Regions from separate parts of the Homo sapiens genome. Here all the other regions are linked to region 2. Evidence: chromatin contacts called from ENCODE Hi-C or POLR2A ChIA-PET data. All regions are on one chromosome and are shown on one strand. The core of a region is the stretch at or near the end of the contact, and the rest is flanking DNA. Distances in the headings are between cores, read along the strand shown. Region 1 holds the start of COPB1 (coat protein complex I subunit beta 1). Region 2 holds the start of RPS13 (ribosomal protein S13). Region 3 holds the start of CYP2R1 (cytochrome P450 family 2 subfamily R member 1). Region 4 holds the start of E2F8 (E2F transcription factor 8).

The links. A loop is a pair of places that touch in the nucleus more often than their neighbours do. ChIA-PET counts read pairs that join two places held with the same protein, here RNA polymerase II (POLR2A). Pooled maps may share reads with other maps.
Region 1: a loop to region 2 is called in a map of posterior cingulate gyrus, with 10 times the contacts of the local background. The contact joins the promoter of COPB1 here to the promoter of RPS13 in region 2. A Hi-C loop is called at or near these places in 1 of 168 maps with a recorded cell type or tissue (posterior cingulate gyrus) and 5 of 50 pooled maps. POLR2A ChIA-PET finds 5 or more read pairs at or near these places in 1 of 52 experiments (activated naive CD4-positive, alpha-beta T cell).
Region 3: a map of CD4-positive, alpha-beta memory T cell shows a loop between it and region 2 (20-fold over the local background). The contact joins the promoter of CYP2R1 here to the promoter of RPS13 in region 2. A Hi-C loop is called at or near these places in 1 of 168 maps with a recorded cell type or tissue (CD4-positive, alpha-beta memory T cell) and 12 of 50 pooled maps. POLR2A ChIA-PET finds 5 or more read pairs at or near these places in 1 of 52 experiments (CD8-positive, alpha-beta memory T cell).
Region 4: a map of OCI-LY7 shows a loop between it and region 2 (11-fold over the local background). The contact joins the promoter of E2F8 here to the promoter of RPS13 in region 2. A Hi-C loop is called at or near these places in 1 of 168 maps with a recorded cell type or tissue (OCI-LY7) and 11 of 50 pooled maps. POLR2A ChIA-PET finds 5 or more read pairs at or near these places in 1 of 52 experiments (OCI-LY7).

The regions. Positions count from the first base shown.
Region 1 is chr11:14,498,157-14,501,211 of GRCh38, reverse strand. COPB1 (coat protein complex I subunit beta 1) reads left to right here and starts at 1,401. Exons shown (of 22, transcript NM_001144061.2): 1 at 1,401-1,505; 2 at 2,227-2,374. The coding sequence starts at 2,284. RefSeq lists an enhancer at 1,180-1,279.
Region 2 is chr11:17,076,072-17,079,221 of GRCh38, reverse strand. It overlaps RPS13 (ribosomal protein S13), which reads left to right and starts at 1,555. Exons shown (of 6, transcript NM_001017.3): 1 at 1,555-1,603; 2 at 1,745-1,793; 3 at 1,976-2,054. The coding sequence starts at 1,581. RefSeq lists an enhancer at 1,322-1,521.
Region 3 is chr11:14,890,793-14,893,732 of GRCh38, reverse strand. It overlaps CYP2R1 (cytochrome P450 family 2 subfamily R member 1), which reads left to right and starts at 1,502. Exons shown (of 5, transcript NM_024514.5): 1 at 1,502-1,752. The coding sequence starts at 1,528. It also overlaps a transcript of PDE3B not described here. RefSeq lists a silencer at 1,755-1,994.
Region 4 is chr11:19,239,309-19,242,285 of GRCh38, reverse strand. It overlaps E2F8 (E2F transcription factor 8), which reads left to right and starts at 1,341. Exons shown (of 13, transcript NM_024680.4): 1 at 1,341-1,738; 2 at 2,056-2,179. The coding sequence starts at 2,165. The region is part of intron 1 of CSRP3-AS1 (CSRP3 and E2F8 antisense RNA 1); the gene reads right to left. RefSeq lists enhancers at 1-136, 342-451 and a silencer at 572-1,271.

The DNA of each region.
Region 1 (3,055 bases), core at 152-2,651, 2.6 Mb after region 2:
CCACAGGTTAGTGTGGGAGGTGGCTATGGCTATCAAAGGACAGCATGAGAATCCTTGTGATAGAACTGTTCTGTCTCGACTGTGTTGGTGATTACACACATATAAGCATGATAAAATTGTCTACAAGTGAATATAAAAACGAGTACATGTAAAACTAGTGAAGTCTGAACAAGGCTGGGTGAATTATGTCTGTCAATTTCCTGAAATTGATATTGTACTATAACTATGCAAGATGTTACCATTGGGAGAAACTAGGTAAAGAGTATATGGGATCTCTGTATTCATGTCACTCTACCATTAAGATTAAATATTAAAAAAAATGAATGCACAGAATCAGAGAGGCACTCTTAAAGTGCTGTCAACACATGGCCTTTGAATACAATTTTGGGTGCTCAAAGAATTTGTAGATTGCTTGATGGTTCTAAAAAGAGAAAGCTCAAAAGAGCTAGATCCTACATAAATGAGGTACTATTGGTGTTCCATCTTCCTGAGATGAACCTGTTAACTAGGGCAGTTGCCGTCAGATCTGTTTTTATTCGCAGTATTTTGCTTAAGCTTTAAGATATTTTGTTATTAATAATTGGCCATAAAACCCTTTTGTGGGCAGAGGGAGGTGTAGGGGCGGGGCGTGCTATGGAACTTCAAATGGGCAAAACCGAAAGTACTATGGCTGATTGCAGCTGTAACAGGTCTTTGGAGATACGTAAAATCCTTTAAAACAGTGACTGTCTCCCTTTATGCATAAAAATTTTTTCTAATCTACTGGGTGCTCAGAAAGGATCACGGAAAGAGGCCATTATTAAATAAAAAGCAGAAATTATACCAATGTGACTTTGGATTTTCAAATAACTCCAGCCCTACCTGCAGAGAGGCAGATTCAAACTACTAGCGATGTTAAGAACTGAAATGGATTTTAATCTAGTGATAATTAATAAAATAACTGAATTACCTTCCCAATAGTATTAGTTACTTTCCCAGTTTATTAGGGTGTGGACAAGAAAAAGGATTACTGGGTTTCCACTTTCTAGTCCAGAGCTCTTTTTCACGGGAACAGAGCCCTGTAAAAGTTTCCCTCTCTCCAAGCACTTTCTCCCCTTGACTGTTCCTGAAGAAGGAACGATTTCCAGTTAGCGTTTAAATTAGCATAGTGCTTAACTCAGAGCTTGGCTTGCAGGGAAAACTAGAAAATACGTGGTTTCATTGCTCTGCGGCCTAATCAAACCCTGGACAAGAGAAGAGGAAGAAAATAGGATATACTTGCAGCGCGCAAGCGCTGCACAAAGAAAGCATGTCCTCTCTGAGTCGCCGTAGGTGCTAGGTGGCTGTGGCTTCGGTCGTTACCCCACCCCCTTCCACGTCAGCCAAGGACTCTGGAGCCGCCGCCGCCGCTGCTGCGGTTCATAGCCGGAGTAGACGGAGCCGCAGTAGACGGATCCGCGGCTGCACCAAACCACTGCCCCTCGGAGCCTGGTAGTGGGCCACAAGCCCCCAGTCCCAGAGGCGTGGTGGGTCGGGCAGAGTCGGAAGAACTGGCTTTCTAGCTGGAAGATGCGGAAGGGGAGCGACTAGGCCGCTTGCGTCTGGGCCTGGCAGAAGGGACCGGGTGGGGGTACGGGTGGGGGTGCGGGTCGGGGTGGGGGCGGAGGGCTAGGAAGCTCCGGGTCGGACGCTCCATCCCGTCCTTTGTATTGGCCGGGGGTCTTTTCCCTCCCAAGACCCCTAGGCGTACCCTTTCAGGCCTAGGGCTGCTTTGCTGGAGGAAGGGGAGGAGGAAGCGGGTGGGGCGAGGTGGGGGTGCAGCGCGTTGATTAAGGGACCCGCGGACATAGAGTCGGAACCCACCAAGGACCGCGATAAAGCGCTTTAGGGTTTTGGCAGAGTATTCAGGCACAAGGTCTCTTAACTTGAGCATGCAGATTGTGTGTTGTGTAAAAACCATACGGTCCATAACATTGTGGGGTGTGGCTGGGGGGACTGTCACTGTTCTGTGGGCCTTCATTCGGCTATACAGCATTCTCAAACACTGGACCGGGATGCGATGAGGGAGTGATAGATAATATACCTTATGCCAGAGCTGATAATGTGGTTTTTACTAGAATTTATTTTTATGGGAACACGATATAGATTGACCTGCCCTTTCTAATACTTTAAAAGGTCACTATAGGTACTTGTTTGTGGGTTTTTTTTTTTTAATTTGTAATGATATGTCTGTGTTTATTTTTCTAGATTTTCTGGCATCCTTAAATCTTGTGTCAAGGATTGGTTATAATATAACCAGAAACCATGACGGCGGCTGAGAACGTATGCTACACGTTAATTAACGTGCCAATGGATTCAGAACCACCATCTGAAATTAGCTTAAAAAATGATCTAGGTAAACTTCGATATTATTTTGAGAATGAAATGAAAAAAGAAAAAACAAAAATAAAAAACTCATATTTCATATTCCTTTATAATTAGAAATGCTTAATTTTTGTCTAAAGTTTTTCTAGGATCTCTTCGATAGACCTTTTATTAAAAATGCGAACTTCTTTAAATATTGGTTGTTTGAAATAGAACATCTCAGTTTATCTTAGTAAACCTAAAGAAATTGTAATAGTTTAGATATTCCTCAAAATGTCATAATTTTTGTAGACTTCAATATATTAATGTGGCTGATTATTTTCTCTAGGCAACAGGTTGAGGATGTGTATTGGAATATCTTAATTCCATCGTGCACTTAACTTCATGTTACTTAGCTTGTAAAACCAAAAGAACTTTGTTCTTTGGATTACCCACCCAAACAATTAGGTGAACACTGGAATAAACATGTATTTTCCAGAAAAGTTTACCTTTTCATTTTTTATGCATTTTTGCAAATAAGAAAACAACTATATTTCTGAACTTTTTGTAATGTTTAATTTTTGGGGGTACACAGTAGATGTATATATTTATGGGGTACATGAAATGCTTTGATACAGGCATGCAATACATAATTATCACATGGAAAAATGGAGTATCCATCCCTTCAAGCATTTGTCTTCTGTGTGACAATCCAGTTACACTTTCAGTTATT
Region 2 (3,150 bases), core at 306-2,805:
AAATAGTGACAGGTTAAAAGTTAAGAGCGGATGTTTCAGTATCTAGTTTCCCAGCGTCTTGCCAGTTACTTTAAGCTTGTCGACAGGAGTTTGATTTCACTGACCTCCCTCCTTCCTAGAGCTATGCTTACTTTTTAAAATTTTAAGAAGCTGCTTCATTTGCCCATTCTTTCAACGCATTGTTGTGTACCGGCACTGAGTCAGTCTTTTTCTTTCTTTCCTTTTTTTTTTTTTTTTTTAAGACAGAGTCTTGCTCTGTTGCCCAGGCTGGCGCGCAGTGGTGCTATCTCGGCTCACCGCAATGTCCTTCCCGGCTCCAGAGATTCTCCACCTCAGCCTCCTTCGTAGCTGGAACCAAAGGCACGAGCGAGCACGCCCGGCTAATTCTTTGTATTTATAGAGAGGGGGTTTCGCCATGTTGCCCAGGCTAGGTCTGTCTTAAAAGAGCTTCTTCCGGCCAGGCGCGGTGGCTCACGCCTGTAATCCCAGCACTTTGGGAGGCCGAGGCGGGCGGATCACCTGAGGTCGGGAATTTAAGACCAGCCTGACCAACATGGAAAAACCCGTCTCTACTAAAAATACAAAATTAGCTGGAAGTGGTGGCGCATGCCTGTGATCCCAGCTATTCAGGAGGCTGAGGCAGGAGAATCGCTTGAAGCCGGGAGGCGGAGGGTGCGGCAAGCCGAGATCGCGCCATTGCACTCCAGCCTGCGAATCAAGAGCGAAACTCCGTCTCAAAAAAAAAAAAAAGCTTCTTCCTTGACGGTTCCCTTTTCCCATGAAATTCAAATGCTTCATTTTATCCCTCATCCTCTTGGCCTTTGCAGTCTTGCTCCCAAGGCTCTTCCCTGCCCGCCAACTCTCTCACTTGGGAACATAGCTCCGTAAGCCTCTGCCCAACCCTTCTCCCCGGCGAGCCCAGCGCCCCAGAGCCCTGCGCAGGGGAATTCGAGTGCGGAGGGCGGCAGGCATCCGTGGGGACCTGGTTCAACTCCTTAGACCGGTTCTTCACCGTCAGCGACTCTCCCCTGACAGATTAGGGTAGGATTTAGAAATGAGAAATGGAAGCGCTGGCTGGGCGGTAGCCGCTGCCATGGCTTCCCGTGTGGTCCTCATCACATGCTATTGTATCTGTTAATTTATTAGGCGCAGGGCCGACTCTGAGGGATCTAGTGCCAGGACAAAGCCAGGCACTGGTGAATGAGCAAACACCTGTGTATGGCTGCTTCTTCCAGCCCTACCTGCTCCATACCCACCCCCAGCGCAGCATTCGAATCTTTGTGATCTCGGCGTCCACAGGGAATTTCGACGCAAGCTGGCGTCAGCCTCAAATTCCCGCTCTGGCAACAAGGCTGACCAAAGACCGATGCATGCCGGGATGAGGCTGGATTGACGATCTCTTGCGACGCTGAAATGCATTTCGGGAGATGTAGTCACACAGACGGGCGGTGGCTGCGCAGCGTAGCTCCGCCTCCTGCGTGAGAGGAAGCGGGGACGTGTGAGGTCACTTCCTGCGTGTTGGGTGGCTTCCTGCGGCGTTTCCACTCTCGCTCTCCTTTCGTTGCCTGATCGCCGCCATCATGGGTCGCATGCATGCTCCCGGGTGAGCTCGGGGCATCAAGCCGGATTGCTGGGCGGGGGGTGGGAGGAAGACAGGGAGTGTGGGCAGCGGGCCGAGGGGATGATGTTCTGGGCTGCTCTGGCACTAGCCGCCACCTCACCTCGAGACTGCTTCTCTCCCCAGGAAGGGCCTGTCCCAGTCGGCTTTACCCTATCGACGCAGCGTCCCCACTGTAAGTAGCGCGCTGGGACCGGGGAGAATCCGGGGAGGGGGTTGGCATTTGTCTCGGGTGAAGCGACGCCAGGGTGAGGAACTTGCGTGTATGAGGAGCGCGGTTTTGCGGAAGGAGAGACCGCTGTTCTGCGGCGCCATTCCTGGGTTCTCATCCTAAGGCTGCTTTCTATTCCATAACAGTGGTTGAAGTTGACATCTGACGACGTGAAGGAGCAGATTTACAAACTGGCCAAGAAGGGCCTTACTCCTTCACAGATCGGTGAGTGTTTGTGTCTAACATAGCCTATTTCGCCTGTCCTCGTGTGACTTGTAGGATCTAGTAGGTGGTAAAGTTATTTTAAAAATAGCCAAAACTCTGGTCTCGCCACCGTGCTAGAGGCATCATTGTAAGCACTTCACATGTACTGATTTCGTTTAATTCTGACCACAATACTTTGAAATAAATCTTCATGGCTTTCACCCCAGTTTACAGTTGAGGAAGCAGAGGCACACTGCCGCTGGATACTAACCAGCCCCAAATCACACAGCTGTCAAGTGGAGGAGTTGGAATTGGCTAAGCAGAGTGCCTGACACAGTTCCTCACAGTTAGGTGTGGTTTGAATCTCAGCTGCGTGTGACTTCGTGCAAGTGGCTTCATTCAGCAAATGTTTACCTTCTATGTGCTGAACATGGTTCTGGGGCCTGAGAACATACTACTCTCCGACTCCCCCGCCCAAAAAAGCCAGCCGCAATGTGCCTGTAGTCCCAGATACTTGGGATGCAGAGGTGAGAGGATCACCAGAGCCTAGAAGTCCCAGGCTGCAGTGAGCTATGATGAAGCCACTGCACTCCTGGGTGACAGAGAGACCCCACCTCTTTTTTTTTTTTTTTTTGAGACAGTCTTGCTCTTGTCGCCCAGTCTGGAGTGCAGTGGCGCGATCTCAGCTCACTGCAACCTCCACCTCCTGGATTCAAGCGATTCTCCTGCCTCAGCCTCCCGAATAGGTGGGATTACAGGCGCCCGCCAGCAGGCCCAGCTAATTTGTGTGTTTTTGTTTGAGACCGATTCTCACTTTGTCACCCAGGCTGGAGTGCAGTGGTATGATCTCGGCTCACTGCAACCTCCGCCTCCTGGGTTCAAGCAAGCAATTCTCCTGCCTCTGCCTCTGGAGTAGCTGAGACTACAGGCCGCACCACCACGCCCGGCTAATTTTTGTATTTTTAGTAGAGACGAGGTTTCACCATGTTGGCCAGGCTGGTCTCAGACTCCTGACCTCAGATGATCCACTGCCTCGGCCTCCCAAAGTGCTGGGATTACAGGCGTGAGCCACACCACCTGATCCCACCTCTTAAAAGGGGGAGGGGGGTGCAAAATA
Region 3 (2,940 bases), core at 253-2,752, 2.2 Mb after region 2:
AACGATCCTTATAAGTGGAAGAAGGAAGTAGAAGAGAGATAATCAGAGAGACAGCGATGTTGGAAGGATTCAAACTGACATTAATGGCCTTGAAGAGGAAGGAATGGGGACGAAAGCCAAGGAATGTGGGCAGCCTCTAGAAGCTGAAAAAGACAAGGAAATAGAATCTCTCCTACAGTCTCTAGAAAGAATGAAGCCCCACTAACACCTCTCTGTCAGCCCTGGAAGACTCATTTTGGACTTCTCACCTCAAGAATTGTAAGAAAATAAATTTGTGTGGTTTTAAGCCATCAGATTGGTGGTAATTTATTACAACAGTAGTAGGAAACAAATACACTTCTTTAGCAGTTGATCTCAGCTCCAATGTCATCTTCCTAATAAGACTTTCCTTGACAGCCCTTGCCTGCTAAAGTATCTCCCCAACCACCAGGCGTTTTCTATAACGCACTTTTTGTTTGCTTCTGATTATTGAAAATTATTGTATTTCCATGTCATTGCTCTTCCCTCTCATAAGAATGTAAGTTATAGAAAGGACTTTGTTGCTCTTATTCACCTATGTATCTCCATTGCTTAGGACATGGGAACATAGTAGACATTCAATAAATATTTGTTGTGTGAATGAGTCGTAAGCTAATGAGGACCATAAAACTCATGCCACTGCTAAATCACAATTAGAGGGCAGCTGTTAGAAGAGTCCCAAACCCAGTAAGTCCTGTATTGCAAGGAACTGCCCAATAGAAAACAGGAATAAAAACAATTAGCAAGAATAATATGAAATCAGTTGCTTAATTCCAGGCAGTGGAGGCAGAAATCTTGAATAGTAAATACTCTCCGTGAACAAGTGCAGACAAGAGTCCCGTGATTGCCAATAAGTAATCAGTTTGGAAAGACCAGAGAGGGGTCAAATATAGGTAAACTGAGTTAATCACATAAACTGCTCAATCATCACAATTATTAAAAGATCACACACAAAAATACATTAACAGGAGAAAAATAGTAAAACAGGACAAAACAGTAAAATTACTTTCTTTTACTACTGATGGGTCAATTTTCTACTGGAAATTCTGAAAAGTATCAGGTTCAGCTAAAGACTGCAGTGTTGATCATCTCTCCAGTTTTCCTAGTGTGAAATGAAATAAGCAGACCTGGTACTTAAAAAGACACTTTAAGAAAGGTCTGGCCCCAGAGAGGCAGGATCCGCCTAGCCCAGTGAGTGAGGCCGTCCTGACACCTCGTCAATGCCCTTGTGTCAACATTCTAGAAAACGGACTCCTGGCTCATTGCTCCGCCTAGAGCCGCGCCACCTCCAAAGGGTAGCACCGGCCACCCGCTCCGCAAAGTCCACTCTCAGCCGCGCAAAACTAGAAGGTAGTTGTCCCGAAGGGGCCTGAGCGCTCACTCAGTCAGCCAATGGCCACGGAGCTAGGGCGGGACCTGAGGGTATCCTGCCAATGGGAGTATGGCAGGGCTGGAGGGAGTGCCTGGGTCTCAGGGCTGCTGTGGAGTTCGCACCTCCAGCTCGGGCCGATGTGGAAGCTTTGGAGAGCTGAAGAGGGCGCGGCGGCGCTCGGCGGCGCGCTCTTCCTGCTGCTCTTCGCGCTAGGGGTCCGCCAGCTGCTGAAGCAGAGGCGGCCGATGGGCTTCCCCCCGGGGCCGCCGGGGCTGCCATTTATCGGCAACATCTATTCCCTGGCAGCCTCATCCGAGCTTCCCCATGTCTACATGAGAAAGCAGAGCCAGGTGTACGGAGAGGTACAGCCCCGACGGGCCCCGGGCAGGGAGGGCCGCCAGGCTGGCCCGGGCTGGCCAGGGCCTTCCTGGTTGGACTTATGGCCGCCCCTGGGCCGACTAGTCGGGACCTCTCCGTGTGCCGGCTGCCCTTTGAGGGACACCCGCTTCCCGGGTCTGGAAGGGAGAAGTCCTCGACGCCGTGCCCCCTTGCAGGGGGAGCCCCGCCCCTGCCGGTGACCCACTCCGGGCCGAGGCTCCGAGGCGATCCAGTCCTGATTTTCCCGCTACCGCTCGAGCTCTTGCTCCTGCGCCTGCGCCGTTTGGCTCGCCAGCCGCGCCGCCACTTCAGGTCCAGGGTGGACGCATGCCCTCAGGTGCGGGCGTCTTGCGAGTCGGCCTCGCAGCTCTGTGGAAGCTGCACGCGGCTTGTCGGAAAATCAAGGCGTTCTGAGTTCTAGATGGTTAATAGCAGGTTCTTCGGTGTCTGCAGTCGACGAACGACTGGTGTAGGCGTTTGCTGTGAGAATGGAGAATGCAGGGGAACGCCCCTGACTGAGAAGCGGGCCCTGGGAAACGATTGTGAACGCGTGAATGAATTGATGACTAAAATCCGCTGCGGGGGTCCTACAGCGCAGATGGTAATGCCGTTCTGACTGGCTGGGAACGGCACCTTAGCAGATACTTAAAAGGCGCCTTCTGTGTGCCACTGTCACTGCCAACTTGGTGACTCATTTAAAACTCATAACCAGCCGGTGAGGTCGGTACTTCGCTCCTCCTCATTCTGCGGAGGGGAAAGCAGCACGGAAATGCCCTGTGACTGGCAGCGGAAAAGGCGACCACCGCTTGTGTGTGGGTGTCCCGACGTCCGGAGGGGGCAGGAGTTTCCACGGGTCCTGGGACAGAGCTCACCTGTTTTGTTTTGAATTACACTTATTTATATGCAACTACAGGCCTGACGCTAGCGGTGAAGAAGGCAGATACAGCCTTTTAAGGAGTTGGCAGATGAGTGGGAGAGAGAAAACTAATCTCATTATCGGCCACAGGCTGTGGTCAGTGTTTTGAAGGAAAAGTACAGGGATGTTTGGCAACTGTGGTATTTCAGGTTTGACCTTAAATCCTTACTTAAACCAATTTTTACAAGGATTGGTCTAGGTGCCCGGGCGCGGTGGCTCACGCCTATAATCCCAGCACTTTAGGAGGCCGAGGCGG
Region 4 (2,977 bases), core at 92-2,591, 2.2 Mb before region 2:
AAAGCTGCCTGAGGCTCGGAGACCGGAAAAAGAGGGAAAGACAACAGGGAAGAGAAAGGGAGGAGTGGGTGGGAGACCCTGAGGAAAGACGGCGAGGACAGGGTTGGAGGGTTTTCCGCCTTCCTCCTCTTCCTCCTACACCTGAGTTCTCACCGCTGGGCCAAGGCCCAGAGCCCACGGAGCTTAGGCACCAGTAGCCAAGCTTCTCCCTCCTCGCGCCAGTTTCTGCGAGGCACGGGGCAGACGGTGGGCAGCACAATCATGCATGCCAGGGGTGCAAGGGGGAGAGGTCCGGCTGGAGTCCGAGGGCAGGTGAGCCGGCCTGGGGCTGGGCAGGGGTGAGATAGCCCCAAGCGGGGAATCGCAGGGCGCCTGCGGCCCAGCCCGCGAGCCCCGGACGGGCCAAATTTTATTCCCCAACTTTGAGCAAGGGGAGGGGGTGTATGCAAAAAAAAAAAAAAAGGAAAAAAAAGTTGCTGAACTTTTCCCCCAACTCTGCCGTAGAGGCGGGAGTGGAGGGCGGTGCCTGCACCGATTCGCCGGCGGCTACGGTCGGGAGGCTCGGATTGGCGCTCGGGGGCCGGGGCCGGGGCGAGCGGGCGTGGGGGAGGGGAGCGGCCCTCCCCGCCCGCGGTATCGGCTCGCGCCGGGAGCGGGTTAATTTCAAATCGGGGGCTTGGCTGCTCCTGGACGGTCACGCTCCCTCTGCCCGCCAGCCGGCCCGCCAGTCCCGGTCCCGGCGTCTCTCTCCGGCACCCACCTCGGCGCTGCGGAAAGACTGACTGCCAGGTACGCGGGCTCCCGGGCCTGAGAGGGGCAGCGGTGCTGACGAGTCCCGGCTCAGCCCCCGCCGGCTCCCGCCGTGAGGTGGACTGACAGGTCAGCGGGACGCAGAGGGGCGCGGCGCCCGGGCGACACGGCACCGGGAGAGGGCTCGGGAGGGTGGCGGCGGCGGCGGCGGCGGCCGTTTCCCGCCTCCCGCTTCGCCGGGGGCCGTGAGGGAGGAGCTGAGCTCCCGCGCAGAGGGGCGGGGGCGAACGAGGGGGAGGGGCGGGGTTGCCGTGGTTCCGGGCGCGGGTTTGCCCGCGCTCAGGCCCCGCGCAGCTAAGGGGAGGCGCCGGCCACGGTCCGACTTTCCGCGCCAAATTTTTAAATCGAAGGCGGAAGGTCCGGCCCCGCCCCTGGCGCCGTCGGCCAATCGCAGGCCCGCTTCCGGCCCTCTGATTGGTCGGGAATTGTTGTCCTGGAAACCACGATGATGCTGTCCGGGAACTGTCGGGACTGCGGCGGGCGGACAGGGCCTGGGGGAGGGGCCTTTGGCCGAAAGTTGGGGGAAGTGCACTGAGCGAGTGGCGGCCGGGGGACAGTACCTGCTTGCCTTATTGGGCAAATACAGCCTTCCAAGGTGGAGTCTAACGCCGTGGTGTGAACTGGCCACCCGAACAGGGAGTAAATAGTGCTTTGTATCTTTAAGGAAGCCCTTTTTTAAATTTAAAAAAAAAGTCTTAATTATAAGACTCTTTAAATGCCCAACTGCATACTTGGAGCTTTGGGACTGAATTTGGAACTTTCCTGTCAAGCGACCTCCCACGACTTTACTGCTGAGCCTGTGCACGTGTGTGTAAGGGGAGAAATCCAGGCATCTAGATGCAGACTTGTACCCAGTTACTTGGGGTCGCGTGCGCTCAGCTGGGACCTGGGCTCGTGCGCTTAGTCCGGAGCCCTGATCTGCGAACAGGTGGGTGCTTCCTAAAGTATTCGCTGGGGTCCGGAGAATGGCTCGCCTTTTCTACAGATGGGAGAGGGCTGTCACTAGAAATTCCGTGGGTTGCTTGAAGTCTTAGGACCGCCGATCCGTTTGCTGAAGGAATTTACTGGCATTTGTTGGCGTTCTCCGCTCAGTGGGGCGATCTCTGGTCGAGAATAAAATGTAAATCTAGTTTGTCATTTTTCGTTAGGCTTTGTTTCCGTAGCCTCTTGTCCGTGAAGGAATTTTCAACAGATCTTTTGGTTCTTGTTTTTCTCTAACTTTTTCTATTTCCTTTTTTCTTTAAGGATATTAAAACTTTTAGTACAATTGATTGGACTACTTGAACCATCGGGATTTGGGGAGGAACTCCAGATTTTTCATTTTTAAACTCTAAATGTATGAGGAATTTACAGAATGGAGAACGAAAAGGTACTTTATAACTTCAGTATTCATCATTGCAATTTTAAATTCAGTATCATCCTGATTTAACTCCATAATTTTTCCCTATCCAATGTGTTTTCTTAATGCCACAACCTTGGTTAGCCTCTGTAAAGACCTGGAAAAAATGAACCTTATCTTATAGTTTCAAAAATATATAGTTTAAAATATATACTAATTTAATTAATATAGTTTAAAAAATGAAAATTATCTTAAAAAGAAATTCAGTCTCCAATCATGTCAAATGCCCTTTCTGAATTCCAGTTGTTCAAGAATCCTCAGAAATGTTGTAATGAAACTAACAAATTTTATTATTCTTAAAAATACCTTTTCTCTCTTTATGTCTGAGACAGCTACCAAATCATTAAAAACTAGAAAGAGTGTAAAGGGGCAAACCTACCCCTCTTCAAAAATTCGTTAGTTTCATTACAACATTTCTGAGGATTCTTGAACAACTTGGAATTCAGAAAGGGCATTTGACATGTTTGGAGACTGAATTTCTTTTTAAGATAATTTTTTACCAAATTGGCAGCTTATTTATGGGGTCTGCAAAATGCTCTGTTTAGGGGGCAAACATTTTGTAAAATTACAAAAGAATTGTCTGTGGGGGGTGTCCAACTACTAATAGGTTTAAAAAAGTGAACTTACATGCATATTTCCTAATAGTTTTAGATGTTAGTCAAATAAGAGAATTACTATTGCTTCTGATAATCTGAGGCAAAGAAAAAGCCTATTGTCAGATCAGTACATCTCAGATGCACACACTGGCAAGGAGCTCCTGTTGGGTCC